Linked DNA regions of Mus musculus: region 1 is linked to region 2. The links are chromatin contacts, found by Hi-C or POLR2A ChIA-PET in ENCODE. All regions are on one chromosome and are shown on one strand. The core of a region is the stretch at or near the end of the contact, and the rest is flanking DNA. Distances in the headings are between cores, read along the strand shown. Region 1 has its middle 5.1 kb from the start of Gm31385. Region 2 holds the start of Slc7a3 (solute carrier family 7 (cationic amino acid transporter, y+ system), member 3).

Region 1 (4,960 bases), core at 737-3,236, 250 kb after region 2:
CACTGACTGTTCTGGTGAATCCTCACAGTGTGATAATAGAGAACACACAGGAGTAATAGCTTGAATGGCAATGACCGAGTTGAGCATTGCAAGACTGAGTTAAGGAAGATGGTACTCTTTCCACCACAGTCTCCAATCCTAGGGATTCTTCAACCTTGTTTCTGTCATAACCCATCCCAGGCTTAGACTTGAAGGCTCTTCTGTTTGTTTATAAATTCTGGAACAGCTCTCAGTTTATACTCTAAACTAAAGAAGGCAGTTCTCAACCTTCCAAAAGCTGCAACTCTTTAATGCAGTTCCTCATATTATGGTGACCCTCAACCACAGACTTATTTTTGTTACTATTTCATAGCTGTAATTTTGCTACTGAATTGTAATGTAAATATCTGCGTTTTCTGATGGTCTTAGGCAACCTCTGTGAAATGGCTGTTTGATCCCACAAAGGGGTCAAGACCCACAGGTTAAGGACTGCAGATATTGATGAGATTATTGATGGAGAGGGTACATAATTGCAGAGGGAAATGAAAATAGCAGAAAGAACAAAAAAGAGAGAGAGAGAGAGCCATCTTTACGGTGTTTTGATTCCTAGAAAGCTGCTTTTTTATTTGCATAGGCTCCAACTCTTCCCTGGTTCCCACAAAACGGGGGTCCATGAGTAAAGGCCCTTTAACCATACTCGCCAAGATGTGGACAAGTCCCTTTTTATCTTTCAGTTAAGATACTTTTCAAGCCTGGTGTGGTGGCACATACCTTAAATCCCATCACTCAGGAGGCTGAGACAGGCTGCTCTCTGTGAGAGGCCAACCTGGTTTACAAAGTGAATTCCAGGACATTGAGAGCTGTGCAATAAAGAAAACCATGTCTCAAAAAATGTTTCTTTTGGTTTTTCAAGACAGGCTTTCTCTGTGTAGCCCTAGCTGTCCTAGAACCCTCTGTAGACCATGCTGGCTTGGAACTCAAGAGATCCACCTGCTTCTGCCCCCACCCCTCAGTACTGGGATTAAAGGCGTACGCAGGCGCAGCTCAAAAAGACCCCCCCTTCCCTTTTGAGATAGGGTATCTCCATATTGCCCAGGGTTTCCTGGAAATATGTGGACCAGACTAGCCTCAAACTCACCAAGATCCTCCTGCCTCAGCTTCCTGAGTGCCGAGATTAAAGGTATGGGCTACCAAGCTTGGCAAGGGAACAAGAAAACTTCCCAAGTAATGTTTGTGGGTCACCTCATAAACAACAACACATTTTACACAGATTGACATATTTTATCTTGTAAATTGTAAAGTTTTAAGATTTCTGATCCTGAATTTACATTGAACCTATTCAAGGAACTTAATCAAATCAACTTTTCCAAACTAGAGAGGGCTCAGGCATTGGACCTCACTCACTACCTGGAGCTAAGCCTGGCATGGACCTTTAGGGATTAAGAGTGGTGGGCAGTGAGCAGGGTGTGGTGGCGCACGCCTTTGATCCCAGCACTTGGGAGGCAGAGGCAGGAGAATTTCTGAGTTCGAGGCCAGCCTGGTCTACAGAGTGAGTTCCAGGACAGCCAGGGCTACACGGAGAAACATTGTCTCGAAAAACCAAAAAAAAAAAGGTGGTGGGCAGAATCGGCCTCCCTTCCTGGTCTCCCAAGCCTGTCAAGACCCGGGTGGGTGCTTTTATTTTGTCAAGTGCTGCCCTCCTGTAGTTCCTCCAACCACTCTAGCCCAGGCTTCGTCCACCCCTTTTCAGGCTTGCAGAGGGGGAAAAAAGCCCAGGGAAGACCCCGCCCTTTCCCAGAGCTGTACGATGTGTTTAGAATATGGCTGATAACTAAGACAAATGTGCTTGCGAACTGGAAAAAAAACAACTTGGAATCCTGACAGCTTTCTGAAAATCCGGCCCCATGATGGCCGTCCCTACTCTTTCTTAGCTAGTCTTTCGTTTTAGTGCTCAAAAGTGGCCATGTGACCTTGACGGCAAACGCCATCTTCCTGCCAGGGGGCCCTGCGCGCGTCCGTAGCCTTGGCCGCCGCCAGCGCCCAAGCTTTTCGGATCTCAGCAGCTTTAGACCGCCTCCCAAGACCCCTTTTCCGGTCTGCGAGGCCTGAGAGACTCTCAGATCATTGGTGGAGAAAGTATGATTGACACCATCCCTGTCTAATGACTGGCTACCTCTTTTCCCGGCTCTGATGACTAGTTCCGCTTCCTTTCCCCGAGTCTTTTTGATGACTCATCCCTCTGTCTGCGCTGCGCAAAGTGGCCTTTCCCGGCCCCGCCCCTGCTGCCCGCCACCCTCCGCCCCCGCCAAAGAGAAGGAGCTTCGGGAATTTTATCTGAAGGCGCGCGCGCGCCCGCGCGCCCCCCTTCTCCGCCCCGCCCCCCGCCGCCGCCGCCAGCGTGCGCGCGTGCGTGTGTGTGTGCGTGTGCCTGTATGTGTGTGTGTGTGTGTGTGTGCCTATGTGTGTGTGTGTGCCTATGTGTGTGTGTGTGTGTGTGTGTACTTGAAGCTAAAACACTTATTTCCGCACAGGAAGGAGTCTCATTTCCATATAAGGAGCTTAACCCCTCACTGTCCTTTGAGGTTTCTGTCTTACTTGTTGGAGGCCGGGGAAGGAAAAATGATTGGGAGGGGGACTGCCTCGGCTTCCACTTCAGCCCCAGATCACAGGGGGCTGCCTTTGCTCCAGCTGCCAGCCACTCTGAGGGAGGAGCCTGGAAAGGTGGAGTTAGGTGGAGGCTTTCGGATCATTCTGTAGGTCTCTGGGGACATACGTGTCAATCATATAGGACAACCTTAACAAAGATTGTAATCCTAAAGAGGAATCCAGCCTTCGGTAGATAATGGAGAAAACAGAGAGCCCAGGCAGAGCGAAGAAGCTGCTGGATTCAGATGAAAGGATGGATGTCTACCTGAGCCAGGGGCCCTATGTCATCCATGCTCCTGCGTGCCCTTACAGCATGTTTTCCCCGACTGGGTTAAATGAAGCCAGAAGCTGTGTAAAGGGAGCTGGCTACACTTGTCTCCTTTAGGCTGCTTCCTGTAGTCTCGTTTTGCTTCTTCATGCTCAGACATCACTTCTCCGCCAAGTTTCTTATCCCACAGGTAAAGCTGCCTGAAAGTAGCAGTGTAGCCTAGGGTTTCATAGGCTCTGTGTGCAGTAAACACCCATAAGCCTGAGTATTGCATCAAAGAATGGAGATTTCCGAACCACATACACTGAGGTGTGGTGGTTAGGAGGGGGCTGAGTTTTTATCTTCCATCTCTAGTTCTCCCTGTAGAGGTCCCCTGGCTGAATCCCACCCACCGTTCATTTGCATTGTCCAGGCTCGACCCTCTACCTTCTGCATGGAATAGCCAAGGAACAGGAAAGAGGCAACATGTGTTTTGCCCATGCTGGGGTAAAGGGTCAGTGCAGACACAAATCCTCCTTGGCTTTTGTTTCCGATTTTGACCATTTCAAGAATCAGCACACGAATGGTGGAAATTTAGACTTTTCCCATTGCGCTGATAGGCTGTGTGATCCTCTGCCGGGATGCTGGGCTGTGGTATAATCCCCCTGGCAACTGGAATATTCTACTAGGAGACGTGTACCCTTGCCTAATGCTATCAACTGCTTCCAGTTTCTCCTCTTTATTATAAAGCGTTTCTCCACTCACTGCCTTGCCTTTGTTAATTTACCCACGGTACCTGCTCTGATGGTCAAAGACAACCAGGGCTGAGTGACACTGAAGATGTAGAAGGTTAACACATGATGGATAAGAGAATGGGGAGCAGGCAAGTGTGAAAAACAGGCAGTCACAATGTTTTATACTGTCCACATATCTGGGAGTAGCGCTAGTGGGGAGGGGCGGTAATCACAGTAAGTATAATGATTGTGGTACTTGTCAGTCTTAGATGTTTCTAGGCAGATTGGGAACTGCAAGGCCATTGGCTTTCAACTGTAAGAATTCCTAGAGGATGTTGCATTTGTTTTAAATATTTACTAATTTGTGTGTATGCTCACATGCATGCGTGTGTGTATGTGTGTGTGTGTGCGTGCATGCATGCCATTGCACAGATGTGGAGGTCAGAGGACACCTTTAGAGAGTTCGAGTTCTTTCCTTTTACCATGAGTCTCTAAGGGAAAGAACGAAAGTTGTCAGGCTTGGTGAAAAGTGCCTTTAGATACTGAGCCTACTTGTTTTCCAAGATGTGATATTTAAGAAATAGCCCAACAGAAGCTGGAAGGTGGGTTGTTAATTAAAAGCACAATCTTGCCAGGCATGGTGGCGCACGCCTTTAATCCCAGCACTTGGGAGGCAGAGGCAGGTGGATTTCTCTGATGCCCTCTTCTGGCCTCTTCAGGTACTGCATGCACATGGTACACAGGCATACATGCAAGCAAAACACCAATTCACACAAAAATTTTAAAGGGGATGGTGGTGAAAAGATCATCAATTAACAGCACTTGTTTTTACAGAGGACTTGGATTCAGTTGTCAGCACCCACACGGTCCTCCAAATCTCGAGCCTCAGGAGCTCCAGCACCTTCCGAATTAGGAGGGCACCTGGAGTGCTCCTGCTGCCCAGATGTACCTGTGAACAAAACACTCACACACATGAATAAATCTTAATTTTTAAATGTTTAATTAGTGTATTTAATGTATATGAGTGCTCTACCTGCATGTAAACATGCGTGCCAGAGAGGGCATCGGACCCCATTACAGATGGTTGTGAGCCTCCATGTGGTTGCTGAGAATTGAACTCAGGAACTCTGGAAGAGCAGACAGGGCTCTTAACTGCTTAGCCATCTCTCCAGCCCATAATATTTATTTATTTATTTATTTATGGTTTTTCGAGACAGGGTTTCTTCTCTGTATAGCCCTGGCTGTCCTGGAACTCACTTTGTAGACCAGGCTGGCCTTGAACTCAGAAATCCACCTGCCTCTGCCTCCCGAGTGCTAGGATTAAAGGCGTGTGCCACCACACCCGGCTCCATAA
Region 2 (4,974 bases), core at 1,914-4,413:
TCCCAGCCAACATAGGAAAATGCTTCAGGCAGAGGGCTCTCAGGATGAAGCTTGTAGTAAGGCATCATGAGGGTAAGTGCTGAAGACACACCAAAGTAAGCCAAAAAGCAGATGAACATCGAGATCACAATACCCATGGGGATGGAGCGCTGGGGATTCTGAGCCTCTTCTCCTGTAAGAAAACACAGGGCACAGTGTTCTAAACCAGGGAAGTAGGCTTCCTCCTCTGCCACCCCAAATCTGTAAGTTCACACATTGCACCCAAGACCAGCCAAGATTGTGTGACTGTTACCGGTGGTTGCAATACAGTCAAAACCAACGAAGGCATAGAAACAGGTAGCAGCGCCACGGAGAATCCCTTCCAAGCCAAAAGGCATGAAACCTCCAGAGCCCATAGAGTCCAAGCTAGAGTGCAAGAAGGAAGAGAATCCGTAAGAGTGTTCAGTTAAGTGCATCCCTTTTCTGATGCCCAGCTGTTCATTGTCTCCCATTCCCATTCTGGATTCCTCCTCCTCCCCCATTATGGTCCCAGCTTTGTGGCTCTCTAACCTACAAGTGCCGTTGGATTCACTCATGGTCAAGCAATAGTCCTCTTTCGTGAGCTTCCAGTTTCTCAGTTCTCCCTTAATGAAGCCAGAGATGATGACAAAGCTGAGAACCAAAAGGTTCATCCCTGTGAACACTTTGGTAACCAGGGCTGATTTACTTGCCCCTAAAACCAGCAATCCTGTGGGAGAAAATTGTTCAGGATCCTGAGGACAAAATCCTTCCTCCACGCTTGCTTTCCCTTTTTTCTGCCTCTGTGTGGCAGACTCTTTCCTTCCCAGCTTCCTTTCCTCCCCTCATTACCCTTGAGCGCTTCCCAAGCCCAACCCCTCCCATCATTCACCCTGCCCCTTGCCTCACCAGTGAGCAGCAACACAAGGGCCAAGGCAAAGAAATCTGGATATTCTGCAAGAACATGAGGCATCTTCAGCAAGATGGTCCCCTTCAGAGTCCGAGAGATGTGGTTTCCAATCAGGTTGTCAAAAGCAGAGCTCCAAGCCCGGGCCACACTGGCTGTACCTGGTATAGCAATTGTATTTTCTACCTTAACCCCAATACTCAGGAATATTATAAGATCAAATTCCCTCCCTCCTATACATCTGCCTCACAGATTCCTGCCATAATTACCCACCTTACTCTGTGTGTGTGTGTGTGTGTGTGTGTGTGTGTGTGTGTGTGTGTGTGTGTTTGACAGTTCTCTCTATGTAGCTCAGGCCTAGCCTGGCCTCAGACTTAACAAACTCTTGATCCTCCTACCTTAGCCTCTGAGTGCTGGAATTATAGGTGTACAACTCTAGACCCAGCTCCTGTTATTAATTTTAAAGACCCTAACTAACATCTTAATGAATGAACACCAGACGGAGGTGAACAATTGTACTGCACCTTCAAACCCTCCCTATACCCCTACCCCAAATAAATAAATAAATAAACAAACAAACAGACATCTAGAAGTATTGAGATACTAGGAAAAATAAAGACAATTTAGACTTCACTGAAATTGCACTCGGATTTCTGGATCCATAATCCCTCTGCTATTTGTGTAATCATCCATCCCTCCCATCCTACCCCAAGCATCTATCTCACCAATGACGTAGGAGAGAATGAGATTCCAGCCGGTGGTGAAGGCCCAGAGTTCACCTACGGTGACATAACTGTAGAGATATGCAGAACCAGAGCCGGGGACCCGGGCACCAAATTCAGCATAACACAGTCCAGCCAACACAGAGGACAGAGCAGCCACCAAAAAGCAGATCACAATGGATGGTCCTGCTTTATCTTTGGCCACCTCTCCAGCCAGGACATACACACCTGCACCTAATGTGCTGCCCACACCCAGAGCCACTAAGTCGAGGGTGCTCAGGCATCTGGCAAGGCGGGTCTCACCCATACCCAGCTCCAACACACGTCTCCGCACCAGCTTTTGACCAAATCTTCGAAGTGCCTGCCACAGCATTCTAGTTGGAATTGAAGAGGATGCTAGCTAGGTTCTGGTGAAAAACAAGACAAAAGCCCTTCAATGGGTCTCATTGTCCCCCACAAGCTCCAAAAGTGAATTACAAAACCCACTCCCTCCACCAGGTGAATGAGTTACAGGGACAAAGGGGGTTGGGCAGAAGAGGAGAAAGCAAGCCACTTCCACCTCTAATTACCATTTCTTCATATGCAAGTAGGAATTACAATAATAATGCAAGTGGGGATTACAGTGTCTCCCAGGCAGGTGGAAGGACCCATTTCAGAAAAGGCTAGAGAAAGCTCTGTATAGCACAGTGGTTGGCCTTTAGTAAGTGCTAGGACATTAGGTTTCTTCTTTTCCTGCCCAAGAACCTATGGGATTTACCCTAGAGCCCAGCCCAGCAGCCTTGAAACCTAACATTTCTGTTTCCCCGGCCTATGGCTCCTGGTGAATCAAGCGGAACTCAACTCGGGGCAACTCTGAAAGAACCCTTTTTTTTTTACACCCATTACCCACATCCCTTTTAGTGAGCGCCCAGAGAGCTTCAGAGACGTGGCTACGCCTGGAAGAGGGGACTGACCTCAATCTTATCCCTTCTCACCAAGCCCCGGCGATCCACCTGAGCCTTCTTTGCCCTCGGAGAAAGCAAATGTTCCCCACCTCCTCCGGCTAGGCTACGATGACCAGTGAGCACCAGCAGTGAGGCGGGGCTTCGGTCTCTGAAATTGGGAGATGCGCCTGGGGGGTGGGGGGCAAAACCAGCCCGAGATCGCTAGCACTTCCCTCTCGGCCGATTAGGGGTCCCGCCCGGTGGCCCTAGACTCAGCATCTAGATTTTTATGGCTCCATGAAGAAAAACAATCTGGAAATGCGCTGGAGCTAGGGAGCCCTGGCTCCTGGGCTAGGGTCTTACCAGCAACAGGTCACAGTTGCGCTGATGCAATTGCAAGCCCTGGTTGCCTGAAAAGCCTAGGTAAAAGAGGAGCCTCCCTCTCCCCACTCTGACACACGTGCCAGCCCCAAAGGCTTACCGGAGAGCCCTGGCAAGCCCAGAGAGAGAAGATTCTCAGATCCGGTTCAGTGAGGCTGACTTCAGTCGAGTTGGGTTGGGTGTGCTTCAATGCCGCAGCTCAGGGTCCTTGCAAGCCAAGCGCCCCTTATATTCACCGGGAGGAGGAGCCAGTAACGTCATGGGATCCCAGCCCTAAGCCCTCTCCCTACACATGACACACAACACAATATACATACTGAAGAGTTGAAAATCACTAGCAACCTGTTAGGTTCATAAACACTTGGGTCATAAACACTTGGTCCTTGAGCCTCAGCCAATCCCGGAAGATACCTTACCTTTCCTGGATCAATCATAATGTTCCAACGACCCGTGTGGAATGTCTCAAAGCCCCAGGAGCGTTGCCTAAGGTAGCACATCACCTAGCTGTTAAGAAAATTTATGGTTTTAAAATTTCCCCTTTTCCTCCCCCTGGTTTGTGGTTTTTGCCTTTATAAGCTCTGTAAAATTTCAGGCCGGGGTCGAAACTCCTCTACTCCTTGCTTGGTGTATGAGTCTCGACCCCAGCATGCTGGCCTGAGCTCTCGTTCTGTCTCGCTTTCAATAAAAATTCCTCGTGTGATCACAAAGTCCGGTCTCTGTGTCCCACTGGGTGCGCGACGTTCCCGAGACTTGAGTGAGGGTCTCCCTTCGGGGGTCTTTCAATACCAACACACTCGCTTGTGTACACGCGGGCACACACACACGCACACACACGCACACGCACACCGTCAGTCACCAGTCACATGGCTTTGCAACATTGGTCGCTTTTGGCCTGAGACTGCTTCCCAACCAAAAAAAACAAGCAGGGCATGGCCGGGAGTGAGAAAAGAGGGATAGCCTTTAACCATTTGCCTCTCTGGTGGTCAAAAGACAATTAAAAGCTTCCTGACCACAGATCCCATGGGTATTTTCTACCTTTATGCAAGATTAGTCAGAATCAGCAAACATTCGCAGCACTGGGGAGGGGAGTGAATAAAGAGAATTGGGTTTGTGTGAAGGCTGGAGGGGCAAATAGCACCAAGTCTCCATCTCACTGTGTCTTCTCCCTGAGCACGTTTGTCTGCATGAAATCCTTCAGGACCTTGCAAGACTATCAACAGCCCCGACTGCTGCCTCTGCTCTCACTCTCTAATACAGACAGCAAGAAAATGGAAGACAGTTTCAAACCACCTGTACACCGATCATTAACCCCGAGTAGATTCCTAGGCCACAATGTATTTGTAGCATCTCTCCACCTGCCTATTAATATTAAATATGAAATTATGAATATTTAAATATTGAAGGAGCGAAACTTTTTAAAATTGATAGTGATGGGGATCAATCCTGTAGGTCTCCCCAGTGCCAAGATTATACCAATGAGCTGCAGCCCCACCCTTTTAATTCCATTTTGCTGATGACTAAGCTGAAGTTTGGAGCATCAGACTTAGCATTGAGTCACCATTCATTCTGATAAAACCTGGCCTGTTGTTTTAAGGTCTGGCCTCCCATAGGTACTATACTTCATTCAAATGCACAAGAAAGAGGAAGTGTGAAGCTCATGCATGAAGTAGGTCCTTTTTAGGCTAGGAATTCCTAGGAAACCGCAGAAGATTGTAGAAACTTAAGAAAAGAATGCACTTGTTAAAGAGCTGCTATAAAGCTACGTCTACCAAAGAAACACGAGTAAAATCCTTGGGACCGATGGAGATCTGGCTTAGTGGTTGAGTGCTGAATTCAATGCCTCAGAGGTGGGGGTGGGAGCAAACACATTTACTCCTAGTCTTTAATGGTCTAATCTGAGAAAGAAAACCTCCACAGCACAATTAGAGGCTCCTTAGGCAACGCTCCTGGGGCTTTGAGACATTCCACACGGGTCGTTGGAACATTATGATTGATCCAGGAAAGGTAAGGTATCTTCCGGGATTGGCTGAGGCTCAAGGACCAA

Evidence for each region. Hi-C counts contacts between places; a loop is a spot of excess contacts on that map. ChIA-PET counts read pairs that join two places held with the same protein, here RNA polymerase II (POLR2A).
Region 1: POLR2A ChIA-PET joins it to region 2 with 74 read pairs in embryonic stem cell. The contact joins the enhancer-like site here to the promoter of Slc7a3 in region 2. A Hi-C loop is called at or near these places in 1 of 37 maps with a recorded cell type or tissue (mouse embryonic stem cell). POLR2A ChIA-PET finds 5 or more read pairs at or near these places in 3 of 5 experiments (all embryonic stem cell).

The regions. Positions count from the first base shown.
Region 1 is chrX:101,330,490-101,335,449 of GRCm38, forward strand. No RefSeq gene overlaps it. Among named protein-coding and RNA genes, the nearest start is that of Gm31385, 5.1 kb to the right of the region's middle. Within about 2 kb of position 1,987, at least 1 of the 3 ENCODE cell types and tissues checked has a DNase peak (open chromatin) inside an H3K27ac peak, as active enhancers do.
Region 2 is chrX:101,082,242-101,087,215 of GRCm38, forward strand. It overlaps Slc7a3 (solute carrier family 7 (cationic amino acid transporter, y+ system), member 3), which reads right to left and starts at 3,164. Exons shown (of 12, transcript NM_001301840.1): 1 at 3,031-3,164; 2 at 1,630-2,033; 3 at 907-1,065; 4 at 550-727; 5 at 293-405; 6 at 1-172. The coding sequence starts at 1,999.